Linked DNA regions of Homo sapiens: regions 2 and 3 are each linked to region 1. Evidence: chromatin contacts called from ENCODE Hi-C or POLR2A ChIA-PET data. All regions are on one chromosome and are shown on one strand. The core of a region is the stretch at or near the end of the contact, and the rest is flanking DNA. Distances in the headings are between cores, read along the strand shown.

Evidence for each region. A loop is a pair of places that touch in the nucleus more often than their neighbours do. ChIA-PET counts read pairs that join two places held with the same protein, here RNA polymerase II (POLR2A). Pooled maps may share reads with other maps.
Region 2: a map of CD8-positive, alpha-beta T cell shows a loop between it and region 1 (12-fold over the local background). The contact joins the promoter of SHF here to the promoter of GABPB1-AS1 in region 1. A Hi-C loop is called at or near these places in 1 of 168 maps with a recorded cell type or tissue (CD8-positive, alpha-beta T cell) and 1 of 50 pooled maps. POLR2A ChIA-PET finds 5 or more read pairs at or near these places in 2 of 52 experiments (A549 and activated B cell).
Region 3: a loop to region 1 is called in a pooled map, with 10 times the contacts of the local background. The contact joins the promoter of RFX7 here to the promoter of GABPB1-AS1 in region 1. A Hi-C loop is called at or near these places in 6 of 50 pooled maps. POLR2A ChIA-PET finds 5 or more read pairs at or near these places in 2 of 52 experiments (HCT116 and WTC11).

The regions. Positions count from the first base shown.
Region 1 is chr15:50,351,200-50,355,639 of GRCh38, reverse strand. It overlaps GABPB1-AS1 (GABPB1 antisense RNA 1), which reads right to left and starts at 1,466. Exons shown (of 1, transcript NR_024490.1): 1 at 1-1,466. It overlaps GABPB1 (GA binding protein transcription factor subunit beta 1), which reads left to right and starts at 442. Exons shown (of 9, transcript NM_016654.5): 1 at 442-655. GABPB1-IT1 (GABPB1 intronic transcript) reads left to right here and starts at 761. Exons shown (of 1, transcript NR_026891.1): 1 at 761-4,440. RefSeq lists silencers at 169-218, 799-1,048, 1,059-1,268 and enhancers at 37-660, 1,399-1,458.
Region 2 is chr15:45,184,768-45,189,365 of GRCh38, reverse strand. It overlaps SHF (Src homology 2 domain containing F), which reads left to right and starts at 1,400. Exons shown (of 7, transcript NM_001394037.1): 1 at 1,400-1,912. The coding sequence starts at 1,415. LOC124903481 (a long non-coding RNA gene) reads right to left here. Exons shown (of 2, transcript XR_007064608.1): 1 at 2,908-4,598; 2 at 548-1,251. RefSeq lists a silencer at 1,456-1,505 and an enhancer at 2,420-2,972.
Region 3 is chr15:56,241,519-56,245,693 of GRCh38, reverse strand. RFX7 (regulatory factor X7) reads left to right here and starts at 1,815. Exons shown (of 10, transcript NM_022841.7): 1 at 1,815-2,249; 2 at 2,407-2,569. The coding sequence starts at 2,409. LOC124903569 (laforin-like) reads left to right here and starts at 876. Exons shown (of 3, transcript XM_047433428.1): 1 at 876-960; 2 at 1,515-1,711; 3 at 1,812-2,343. The coding sequence starts at 876. The coding sequence ends at 2,261. It also overlaps a transcript of TEX9 not described here. RefSeq lists enhancers at 1-551, 790-839, 552-1,197, 1,198-1,843 and silencers at 1,090-1,139, 1,630-1,919, 2,070-2,129, 2,220-2,289.

The DNA of each region.
Region 1 (4,440 bases), core at 217-2,716:
ACTCCAAAGATTCCGCACTCTCCGTCTTTCAACAGTCATGTCACAGAGACACGAAGGTTAGCACAGGAACATTAGTTTCCAAACTCCTACCCACCGCAGAACAGGCGGGAAGGTTCGGTGGCCACCCGGCCTCTCCGCCGCGCACATGGCCGTCCGCAGCTCCCACCCCCGCTGCCGCGCAGGCGCCGGGCGAGCCGGGACTTGCGGTCGCCGAGAGCGGATCATTCCGCCGCTTTCTTTGTGTGGCTGAAGCGCTAGAAATGGCATATTTTCTTTCCCTTCGTTAAAAAATCAGACCCTCTTTCCCCTCTCTCCCCGCGGGAACACAGCTAGGGAGTGGGTAGGAGCAGGATCTGCCGACGAGGGCAGAGGCGGAAAATCCTCGGGCGATGAGCTGAAGAGGGCCGGGTCCGGGAGGGATGCTGGGAGCTTGACTCACTCGCACACCATGTGTCCCTCCGCGCGCAGCACGGGGGACTTTTCGGTGGGGATTTTGGGCGCCGACCAGACGCGGCATTTTCGGAAAATAGCGCCCTGTGCAGCTGAAGCGCTTTGTGTGTAGCGGGGCCGCGTCAGCCCGGCCGGGTACGAGGCGCCTCGGGTCCCCGCACCACCTCCTGCTGCCTTCCCGTCGCCGCTCCCGAAGCTTTTCCAGGTCAGTGCGGGTCTGTGTAGGGCCCTGTTACCACCGGATGTGGAAGTTGATCTCTTCGCTGGTAAAAAATAATTCCACTTCCCCCGGAACCCAGATCATCCCCGCGATTTCCTGTTTATTGCATTAAGGCGCCGGGTTTCCGGGGCTCCTGGCCCCGCTTATTCCGCGGGGGTCGGCGGGGTCGGCCTGGGCGCCCGCGCCGCCGCTGCGCTTTGTCCGCTGGGCACACTGCTTCTGGGAGGGGCGGGCAGACATGGTGGCGGCCGCCGCCCCCTCCTCGGCCCTAGCATGCCGCGGCCGCCTCGCGGCTACCCGGCTTGCCGGTCCCGAGCGGCAGCCCCGGGGTGGCGATGGGGTCGCGCCGAGGCAGCGGAGGTTCTGCGGGCGACTGGAGGTTGGCAGTGGGCGGGAGAAAGAGGAAGGCAGGCGCGGCTGGGCCTCGGCCTCTGGCGCCGCGGTACCCTTTGTCTCGGCAGCCTGACGGCCCCGCCGGGCTCTCCGGAGAGGGGAACGGGCGGCGAGGGTGGCGGGTCCTGGGCGCCCTGTGCTGCGGGGCCGAGAGGCGCTCGGGTCGCGGCGGGATCGGCCGGACCAGACAGGGTTAATGGAAGAGCCTGGCCAGTCCCGCGCGGGGCCCCCGCAGCGACAGCCTTGGCCGCGGGGACTGGAGTCCTGAGGGGGAGAAGCCTGCCGTTCTGAAGGCTCGGGACTTCTGCCCCAAAGACTTCGCCGCCGAGAACTGCGGGTGCACTGCCTCAGGGAAGAAGTTGAGAATTTTGCCAGGTCATCTCTGCCAGGGCACAGTTCATCACTGTGTGTTTAGTGTGTTTCGGTGAAGCTCTCCAAGTGTGTTGAATCAGCGTGCCTAGCCTCAAGGGTGCATCGTGAAAACTGAAACCAAAGGAATGATACAGGCCTGCTTTGTGTGTGTCTTCCCACTTTAAGCTTGTTTTCAGTACAAATACTCTTGCTTTAAACCTGATTGGACTGTGGCGAGCGGACATCTGTTCAAAGGAGGGGCCGAGACCACAGTACTTCTGAAGGGGGCTTGATAATGTGGAAACATTTTAAGTTTTCTCTCCGGACTGTTTTGCTCTCTCAATTCAGGCAAGTTACTGAAGTACGTTTTTTATCTAGAAAAAGGTTTGATGTAGTCTGTAAATGGTCCTTGTAAAGTACATTGCCATCTCAGAATTAAAAGATCCACTCTCATTTATTATGCAGAAGTTAGTGGTCATTCTTTCCTGTAGATAGTTTATCTCATGTAAAGACCCACCCAGCTTGGTTTAAATTTTTTTCTCACTGACGTATAACCATCAGCTTTGATACTTCCATTTTCAGGCTCAGACTTTGAATTTAAGGAAACTAAAGATGACTTTATTTTCTTTTCTCTTGGTTTTTTTTTTCCAAAAACAAAAAATAAATCCATTACATGTTAACATAGATGATAAGAGTGACATCTTGCATTTTTGCAAATCTTTTTAATGCCTGGTTTAATAGAAGATTCTCAGATCTACGTCAGACTGTTGTGGTTAGCACACCATGTAACCTCTGGAACACTCCACTGTACACTCATACTTTTTTAAAAAAAAAACCAAAAAACAGAAATGTGTCATTCTTACCGTGCTTTCACCATACAAGTCAAATCAAGCTGTTATGCAAGACACATTTTAACAAGACTGAATAAGATTGATTCCCATACTTTTTTTACTGGGCTCTAACTTTTTTAAAAGTTGGAATTTAGGTGACTAAACAAAATCACAGATGAAGACTGCATAATCTGCCTATGATCTCGGAGACTCAGGAACATTCGAAGATATTCTTAAGTGATTAAAACATTTAATTCTATTACATATTTATAATGATTTACACAAGTAACACGTGAATTCCACATATGCTATCAACACTTGTGTAAATGTTATCTTTAAAGATAGAACATGTTGAAAATTATAGGAGGTACAGATTTTACAGAAAATTAATTCTGCAGTGAATCCTTTGGTGAAACGAACAGTTTGCAGAGACATATCCTTAGAGTTCTTTGTCTCTCTGAATCATTCTGGGTTTTCTAGGTTGGGAGACAATTATACTTATTGGGAGACAATTATACTTAATTGATTAATGCATAAAAATTTAAGGCCGTATTTTAATGGCTTTGAAAGGAAGCTAAGTTTGTTTCCAGTTGTTTCTGTGAACTGTAGTCTGAATCTGTCAGTCTATAGTTCTCTACTGTTCCATCAACAGGAAGCATCTGGTCATTCTTCGTGTAATTGTTAGAAAATACCAGGTGTACTTTTAATGTTTGCTGTTCAAACGAAAATAGATTGGATCTTGGTTAAGTTCACTTGGTTTGGCCAGGCACAGTGGCTCACGCCTGCAGTCCCAGCACTTGGGGAGGTGGAGGCGGGCCGATCACCTGAGGTCAAGAGTTTGAGACCAGCCTGGCTAACGCGGTGAAACCCCATTTCTACTAAAAATACAAAAAATTAGCTGGGCGTGGTGGTGCGCGCTTGTAATCCCAGCTACTCGGGAGGCTGAGGCAGGAGAATCGCTTGAGCCAGAGAGGCAAAGGTTGCAATAAGCCAAGATAGCGCCATTGCATTCCAGCTTGGGCAACAGGAGCGAAACTCTGTCTCAAAAAAAAAAAAAAAAGTATGCTTGGTTTTAGTGTGTTTTTTCCCATAACATTGTGTCATTGTAATGGACCACATCTCCTGTACCATGAATTTTTTTTTACTTTTTTCTTTTGCCCCTCAGTACCAGAAATATTAACAGGTAACAGGTAAAGTGCACGTCATGAGGAATTCAGAAATTCAGAAATTACATGAAGTTTTGCATCATGAATTTATTTTTGAGGGTGCACGAGGCAGTTACCCAGTCTCTGTTTGCAAGTAGCCTGAGTTCAGATGAACTCACTGATGGCCTCCATCTCTTCTGACTTTGCAAACGTTGAAAAACAAACCCACACAAAATCTTGAAGTTGAGAGCAACTTAGTTTCCTTAGTGTCATCCCTCTGCTCCCCTCTCCTCCCCAACAACTAGTATGGTTTCCAGCTAGTAATCACAATGTTTCTATAGCTCTGATGTGCCTACATTGGGATAGCTACAATTAGTATTATAGTTTTCTGAAGATGTTTGTTCCATCATGCTTTCTAGAAGGTAAATCTAGCACTAGATGAGATCAGTATTAGGGCCTGTGTTTTTTCTCAGTGTTGACATCACAGTGCTCTATACAAAGAAGATGCTTTGGTGCAATCAGCTGTCAGTTCAGTTGGTGGGCTAGTGCACCTTTCTGTCTCCCTCCCTCCCTCCCTCCCTCCCTCCCTCTTTCCTCTCTCCTTCTCCCTCTGTCCCTCTCCCTCTCTCTCCTTCCCTCCCTGTTTTCCCCTTTGCACCTCTTCTTTCTTTGACAGGGTCTTGCTTTCTCTGTTACCCAGGCTTAGTGCAGTGGTGCGATTATACTTCACTGCAAGCTCCACCTTTCAGGCTCGAGCGATCCTGCCTCTGCCTCAGCCTCCTGAGTAGTTGGGACTACAGGTACCTGCCAACATGTCTGGCTAATTTTTTAATTTTTTGTAGAGACGAGATCTCACTGTGTTGCCCAGGCTGGTCTCAAACTTCTGGACTCAAGTGATCCTCCCACCTTGGCCTCCCAAGTGTTGGGATTATAGGCGTCAGCCAACACACCCATCTGTGAATAATTCTGAAGTTGGTAGAACAGCTTATTGACAGAGCAAGGTGTTAGCCCCACTTTACTGTGTACTAGTTATATTATATTTGGGGTATTG
Region 2 (4,598 bases), core at 151-2,650, 5.2 Mb after region 1:
GAGACACTGAGGCAGTGGGGGAAAGGGGGTGGGGTAAAGTGAGGTGAGACAGCTGCTTTCCCAGCAGAGCCAAGAGCAAATGTGTTGGTGTTGGCTTCAGGCCTACATTTATGGTGAGGAACTGGCTTTATTTCTTTCCTTTTCTTTTTTCTTTTTCTTTTTTTTTTTTTTTTGAGACGGAGTCTCACTCTGTCGCCCTGGCTGGAGTGCAGTCGCGCAATCTCAGCTCAATGCAACCTCTGCCTCCTGGGTTCAAGCGATTCTCCTGCCTCAGCCTCCCGAGTAGCTGGGACTACAGGTGCCCGCCACCACACCCGACTAATTTTTTTGTATTTTTGGTAGAGACGGGGTTTCACCGTGTTAGCCAGGATGGTCTCGATCTCCTGACCTCGTGATCCTCCCGTTTCGGCCTCCCAAAGTGCTGGGATTACAGGCGTGAGCCACCGCGCCCAGCCGGAACTGGCTTTATTTCTAAGACAAAAATGCCTAGCACTTGAGCATCTGAGCCTCAAGAGGATAAGGAGTTTGTGATAGACAACACTGGGACTGTTTCTAGACTTGATTTATTGACTTGTCTGTTTCCATTCTGTTACTAATCTGATTGACAATGAAGCCCGGGATGTGGCTGGAAGGGATTTCTGCGTGCGTGCGCATGCTATCGTCAGGGCCATGTGGGCCCGTTTGGAGCAGGTGCTCCCGTGGGTGGGGGATGTTTGAGCGAGGGCTGTTTGCGTGTGAGAAGGGCGTGTGTGAAAACGACACGGGAGAAGTGGGCGTCTCTAGGGAGTTGTTTGTATGTGATGTGAGATGTGTTTGCCTGGATCGGGAAGTAACGTAGGTTCGGGTATGTGCAGTGCGTACGGTTGGATGGGAGGAGGTTGTGGGGCTCCCAAGGTAGCACGGGAGGAGGAGGCTTACAGACACATCTTACAGAACCTAGCCCCTTTTCTTGCCCGCCTAGATTTTCCTCCTAGATTATAGTTTCCCAGTTGCGAGATCCTGGGAGAGGGAAGAGGAGAGGCGTAAGGCTCCCTAGAGTCAGGAGTCTGGGGGCTCCCCTCTTTGCGTCTCGCACGAGCTGGGAGCTGGGGAAAAGAACAGATGGGGATGGATGCGCTCCCCACAGGGGACCGCGTGGCGACACGTAAAGGATTCAACCTCAGTCCAGTAGTCGCATCCTCTGCCCCAGGGCTGCCCACTTCACTTCTTGCCTGTGCATACCGGCTGGAAGCCCGCGTACACTCTTCCGAGCTACGGGAGGAGGAAGACCCTGTTAGGGAGCGGAGCCCCGCCTCTCCCTTGTTACTGAAGCGCCCCGCCCCCTCCCCGCCCGGCGGAGCCCCGCCCCCCTCCCCACCCCCGCCCCCGCCCCCCACCCGCCGCTGCGCTCCCCTCGCTCAGTCTGGCTGGCCCCATGTTACTGAGCGGAGCTCCTCCGGCTGGCTCCCGCCCGGGGCCGCGAACGCAGGGGAGCGCTGGGGGCGGCCCGGGGGGGTCCCGCCGGGGCGCCGGGGGTGCGGGAGCCGGCCCAGGAGGGGGCGGCAGCGGCGGAGTAGCCAAGTGGCTCCGGGAGCACCTGGGCTTCCGCGGGGGGGGCGGCGGCGGAGGGGGCAGCAAGCCGGCGCCCCCCGAGCCCGACTACCGCCCCCCTGCGCCCTCTCCGGCCGCGCCCCCCGCGCCGCCCCCGGACATCCTGGCCGCCTACAGGCTGCAGCGGGAGCGCGACTTCGAAGACCCCTACTCCGGGGGGTCGTCCGGCTCCGCCGCCCTCGCCACCCCTGTCGCCCCCGGACCCACGCCGCCCCCGCGCCACGGCTCTCCCCCACACCGCCTTATTCGGGTCGAGACCCCGGGGCCCCCGGCGCCGCCTGCTGATGAGCGGATCTCCGGACCCCCCGCCAGCAGCGATAGGGTGAGTGCCGCGCCGGGCCGGGATGGCCAGGAGGGAAGGCGGTCAGGGGTCTGGAGGCTGCGAGAGGGACAAAGGTGGCCTGGCCCGGGCCCCTCGGTGTCTCAGCTTCTGGCAGACGCGAGCCCCTGACCCCGGGGTTCCGAGCCTTCACCCACCTTTGTTCAGATTCTCAACCGACTAATCTGAGACGGAAGCCCCAAACTCTGCCCCTCTGCCCTATCCTTTGTAATGGCCCCAGAACTGGTGACCCTCCCCCTCCCGGGCTGGCTCTCCACTTCGTAGCCCCCTCTAGCCTGATCCATGAGCCTTTTGCTAACGGGAATTGAGGCGCACCTCCCAACCCCCACTGGTTGATGGCCTTTCTGCCCCTCTGGAAGCAGCGGCTCAGTGCCCTTTGATCTCTGACCCTTCCCCCTGGGCATAGCCAGCACAAAGCTCTTCCCTCCTGTTGCCTCTTTGCTTCCTCCTCCTCTTCCTCCTCCTGTTTCTCCAGCCTAAGCATCCTTGCAGGTGCTGAAGCCCCAGAAAGGAGGTGAAGACGGGTTTCTCCTTGCGGACACAGCACGAGCTGGCCTTTGCCCTATAGGCTGTTGTTCTCAGGAGGCGAAGACAGGCAGCTTACAGCTCTTGCCAAGGGGGCTTCGTGGGGTCCAGGCCCACTCCTCCCTCCTTCCCTCGTCCTCTCAGGTATGAGGATAGTCAGTGCTCAGGACCTGTTGCCCACATGGGGCTAAGCAGCTGAGCCCATTCCTCCTCTCCTCCTGGCCTCCCTCTCCCCCTGGTCCATTCTGAGGGAGGCTGGAGCTTTTCCTGGGTCTGCAGGCACCAGGATAGGGAGGAGAACAGGAAATCCACCATGCCTCAGGGCCCTGCCCTGATTCGGGTTGGCCTTATCCCTCCCTGGCAGAGTGAGAGCTGAAAGCCATCCCAGGCCCCTAAATTCTGTGATGATGACTCTGTGGGCTGCCTTGGCTCTGCTGTCCTTCTTCACTCACCCCGAGAGCTCAGTTCTGGGGCCTGCCCCCTTCTCCTCAGCAGAGAAGAACATTTTTATTTGATTGGAGTGCAAAGTTGCTTTCCGAATCCGTTGGCTCCAGGATTGAGGCTTTTTAGCTGAGAGAGCGCCGTTCCGCCAGATTTCCTGGATGAGAGAGATCTGTCAGGGTCAGAGCAGAAGCCTCAGGAATGCAAATTATTTTTCCCCTAGTTTTTGCCATGGGGCATGGCTGCCCATCCTGGGCCAGGATACTTATTCTGCAGAGGAAGGTTCAAGGGCACTTCTCCAAGGCTGTGCTCGTCTGCTTCTTGTCCCCTGCTATTGTGTGATGTGATGGAGGTAGTGACAGTGAGACAGAGGAGAGGGATAGGCCCTGTTCTTCCCACTGACCAGTCAGTCTCCTCCTCTCTAACCACTGCCTGTTTGGCACAGGCAACATGGGCCTGAGCTGTCTTTGGCCCTTCTCCTCTCTACAGTGGCTTGGATGCCCTAACAGGCTGCCCACCAAGCCATGGGCTCCTCCAGGACACAGACCATGTCTTCTTGTGTCTCCCAAGTGCCTGACACAATGCTTGACATAAAAAAGGGTACATAAATATGTCCTGAATGGTGACTGTCCATTATCAGGGTGGCGTGAGGGTCGGAGACTCCCCTAGCCACAGCTTCCCTTGCACATTTTCCCAGACACCCCCAAGGAAGGGGTGCACCCACACAGTTCTATGCAGAGACTCACAGCCTCTTCTTGCCAAGGGCCTCCATGCCTCAGCTTGGGTCAGCTCTGTGATCTGTGTGCTGTTCAGACTTAGGGGCCAAGAGATGTCTGACTCCTTTGTCAGCTACAGGGACAGGAATGAAATCCAGCAGGCTCTCCCAGGAGCCATACAATCTGTGGTTTCTTTAATGGGTGTGATGAGAAAGACCCAGGATGCCATCTGAGTTGGCCCGGGGCAGGGATGCTATCTCTCTGGGCCCTGACCTGGGGCCTCCCACCATTTAGAGAGAGCAGCTCCCCACCCCTTTAGGAGCAGAGTTTGGGGTCTGAGTCTTCCCCTAGGAAAAGCTCAAACAAGGTACCTGAGTCCCTTACCCTAAACCTAAGAGATGCTGCTCCTGGATGTGAGCTGGCGCATGCCCCTGTGGCCCAGTGGAGCTGGTGTTTATGTACTATGTGGCCGCTTTCTCCCTGTTTTCTGTTCCTCCTTCTCTCAGGCCTTCTGGCTTGCTTTGAGGTCTCCTCCTGACATGTGATGAGGCCTGGGAACAGGGATGTGCTTTGTGCTGGCCTATTCTCTCCTCTGGAGCCCAGTGGCTGGGGCTGGGGGAGTCAGAACCCTCTGAGAAGGGATGGGTCATGAGATTTGATGAAATGGGTGGAGGTGTTTCTATGACAAGCCAGAGGGATTGAGCAGAAACCCAGTTAGTATGGGGGCAGGAGAGAACCAGGTCCTCGACAGTACCGAGAGGCCCAGGGGGTTCAGGACCATTAGCCTTCTCCCCATGTGGGGTTCTGGCTGCCAGCCCACCCTGGGACCCACTGCCGTAGTTGGCAGGGGTGCAGGGGTGGCCATCTGGGCAGGCCTGGCAGGGCAGGTGTGGGAGCAGCAGGAGCCGCGCCCTGCAACGGGCAGGCAGGGCCTTGCCATCTGGCCAGAGGAAGAGCTTCACGGTGCTGGGCCCTCGTCTGGCCCC
Region 3 (4,175 bases), core at 566-3,065, 5.9 Mb before region 1:
TACCTACATTATACACTCTTGGGGAGGAATAACTATGATAATGTATGGAAAGTGCTAGTCTGGCACACAAAGTGTTCAACAAACATTAGCTATTTTTATCCTTCAAAGCTTCTGTCTAGTGCACACCATGTCTATCAATTAGGTCCACAAAAATACTGTCTTTACACACCCACATGAAGATATGTATGCAAAATGAATGTCGTAAACCACCTATAGTTTCCTAAAGTGGCTAAGCTAATAGAGACCTTAGAGTATGGAAAAGGGGGCTCATTTGTGTGATGCAACTCGTGCAATGGGTAGTTGGAGCACAGCGTAATCCAAGAGGCCCCGGGGGCGGGGGGGCGGCTTATTTTGCACACAGGTGTTCTTCCTCCCTGCACCCCCACCCTCAACCCTCACCACGTGCAAGCATTCAGTGTGAGTCTGGGCCTTAAGTCTGTGGGCCAGGAGAGAGGGCACAGTGGACAAAAGCAAGAGGGTTTCAGGCCAAGGCAGGGAACTGAGAACTCAAAGGCCAGGCAACCCAAGCCAATCAGATTCACCATCCACTAGGAGTCTAAAAGGTGGCAGAGCCCCACAGCCCAAAGTCCACACACAGCAGGAAAGTGGCCAGAGGATCTAACAGGTAGAAACCTGATAGACACTCTATCAGAAAAGTTAAAGCTGAAGGGCTCATAACACCCACGGGCCCAAAGAAAGGTCAGTGTGAGCTGAACAGCTGTTCCATTTGGTGCCAGAGGCCTTGGCTGTTGTATTCTACATCCACGCAGCCTCCCTGATCAGCCCCACCTAGAAAAGCCAATTCTTCTGCTCTTAAAGGAGACTGACTTATTTGTGGCAAAGCTATCATTTAGGTATGAATGGGAAGGGGGGGAATGGTGCGGAGTCTGCGGGGGGAGGGCGGGTGTTCAACGGGCTCCAAAGGAAGGAGCTCGTGGCTGACGCCTGAGCCTCCATGTTGTGAGTACTACATGCGTTTCTTTCAGAGGCAGGCAGTGGCCTTGGCTGCAGGGACCCTGACAAGCCGCGACTTGAGCTATGCTTTAGAGCCTGGGTGGAATTGGGAGCGGTATAAAGGAGGGAGGGCATTCCTGGAAAGGGGGTGGGGTGGGGTGGGGAGGTGGAGGGGAACAGCATGAGCAAAGGCACGAAGGAAGAATGAATCTGCTGCGCGTTGAGGATGGCATGGAGACTTCCCTGATTGGAGCCGGGAGTTCTTGCAGGGGGATGGAGGCCGCTATGATTGGATAGTTAAAGTGGGGCCAGATTTGGAGGGCTTTGAATGCCCGACCGAGGAGCACTCAACCCAGCTCCTGACTCGCGATTTCCGTTCAAGACCGAATTACCTAAAGGGTGGTTAATTCCAACGGGTGTTCTTCTTTGGGGGCTTCTGAAAAGTCAGTTTATCGTCTTACCTGCTTCAGTTCTCTTCATTTACTCAGGGAGGAAGTAATCCTCACATGCATGTGCAGGGGAAGGGGGATAATGTTGATTTCTCTTTACTTGCTTTGAAGATGCCTCCCCCGCCCAAATCCCATTTCCACGCCAAATATTATTAAATTTGGTTTCTCCTCCTCCTCCTCACGCAAGTTCTCTTTCTCTCGCCAGCACCTCCCCCACGTTTTCCTGCTCTCCACCAGCCGGGCCGGACTCCTCCCGGCCCCCAGCGGCGCGCTTCCCTGGCCCGCTGGCCCGCGCCGCCCTCCGCGCCGTGCGCCCCCATCCCGGCCCGTCGCGCCCGCGGCCCGCACACCCTGGTCCACGCCCCCCGGCGGAGCGGTAGGTGTTGTGCGGTCTGCGCCGGGCCGCAGTGCGGCTGCGCGCACTGGGCTGCCTCCGGGGCTGGCAGGGCAGCGGCGGCCGCGGCGGCGGCGGGGCCGGGAGCGAGCGGCGGCGGCGGCGGCGGCGTGGGGAGTGGCGTGGAGCGGTGCCTGGGGCTGCAGCAGCACGGGGACCCGGCAGTAGAAAGCCCCGGGGACAAGGAAGGAAGGCTTGGCCGCCAAATCCCTGAGCAACCGTTCTTCTTGGATTTTGGGGGGAGCCTGCCCCCCCCACTTCGTCTTCAAACGCCCCCATCTCACCCCCCCACAGCCCCGGCCGCTGACGGGAGGAGGCGGCGGCGCCAGCGGGGGGCTGAGGGGCGCCGCCATGCCTCTCCCGCGGTGAAGCGCCCCGGCCGTGAGGAGCCGCTGGTCTCCCCGGTGATGTTCCCCAGGCGGCAGGCGAAAGCGACTCACTCGAGCCCTGGGGTAAAGGCCTAGCTTATCCAGCTTCCTTCCTCCTCCTCCTCCTCTTCCCCTCCCCCTCCCCCTCCTCCTCTCCCCCCTTCGTCCTCCCCTCCCGGTCTCTTCCCTCACCCTTCCCCGCGCCCCCATCTTTCCCTCCCTCCCTCCCACCCCTCTGCAGCGATGGCAGAGGAACAACAACAGCCGCCACCACAGCAGCCTGATGCCCATCAGCAGCTTCCCCCCAGCGCCCCCAACTCGGGGGTGGCCCTGCCAGCCCTTGTGCCCGGGCTGCCAGGGACAGAGGCCAGCGCGCTGCAACACAAGATCAAGAACTCCATCTGGTAAGAGGATCCTCCATCGCTCGCGTGAAAAAGCCCAGGCACATTTCTGCTGCAAAGTGGGTGGGGGGCGGCGGGCGGGGGGAGCGGAGGAGGAGGCTGATGCATTCATTGAATGTGGCTTTCCCCAGTCGGGTGCACATTTGTAGGATCTCTGGAGGTGTGCGGACTTTGCATCAATCAGCCCCTGTCTTCTTAGCTAAAAAATGCTTTTACCCCTTCCTCAATTGTGAGTGCAGATAAACAAGTTTTTTGGTTTTATTTTTTCACTCATTGTAACAGAAATATGGGTCGAAATTAAGTCATATTGCATGATGGTGGCATGAATTTGGAACTGGAGAATGTGAAATGTGTTTACTCCTTTTTGCAGCCATAGAAGGAGGAAGAAGTGTATTGTGAATTTTCACCAAACAGATACTGTGCGTAAGAATATTAATATGCAGCACAAAACCTAATGTGTCTCTTCCTTTCAGTTGGGTTAGCTGCTATTTCTGAATGTTTTTGCCTCCCTTATCCTAATATTAAATTTCTTTTTCAGGGAGTTTATTCTTTGCATTGATTGTGAAGAAAGTGCTTTTTTAGTATAAAATATTTTAAGATGGTAGTTTACAACAAAGTGGTTTTTTTTTAAATTAAAATATAGGGAATCAAATGTCTTGCCATTTGTATGTCTTTTTAAAAGAAACCATTGATGGAATATCTTTCGCTATTTTACTTTCTTGTATGAAAATTTCCAATATTTCAGCATTAAACTCCTAAAGTCTAGTGGGAATCTTTTAATAATTAAATACACTAAGTCCATCCACTGTTAGAGCCATTGCAATATTCTTTGAACATGAACTTGCATTGTTTTGTAGGATGCTTCATTAACTGCCTTTTTTAAGTGTAGCAATATTTTTTAAATGGAAAGTAATATTTGGAATTTGGTCTAAGATTGCTTTTAATAGAAGTTTAAAAAGAATTTTATATGGTATTTTAAAAAGCCTTGATTTTGAAAATGGAAATGAAATCTTTGCAGGGCCATCATTGAATATGAGTACTAAAATATCAAAACTCATTTTCTCATTTTGAAAACATATCGTAAAGCAACTGGCGTTGCATGAACAGTATTTGCACATTTTTAAAGTGACAATTTTTAAATACAAGATTTAGGTTAGTTATATAGTAATTTTCATTATTTTCTTGGCATGCATCCATGCCGTCATGATGCTGATATGAAGTAGGTCAGTGCAGGCTTTAATAGTTTCATCAACAGTAGTTGGCAGTTGAGTATCTTGCTTTCAGTTTTAATTTTAAAATGAAGTTTAAATATTTTAAAGGAGAATTTTTTTGGCTTTGACAATAGTCATGTTGTGGCAACTTGAATAGGTCTGATAGATATGATTGGGGTGTGTGTGTGTGTGTGTGACAGAAAGCAGGCTTTATTCTTCAATGGATACCCTCACCCCCTTTTTAAAGCTATAATTTAAAAGAAGAGATGGTGAATATCTTGCTTGCCATCAAGGTTTTCACAAAACCAGTGTGTATGTGTGTGTGTTTTTAACCTCTAGTAACGTGACGTAACTTTGTGTTTCTGAAATCATCATTAAATTGAATTAAGCACCTTGGT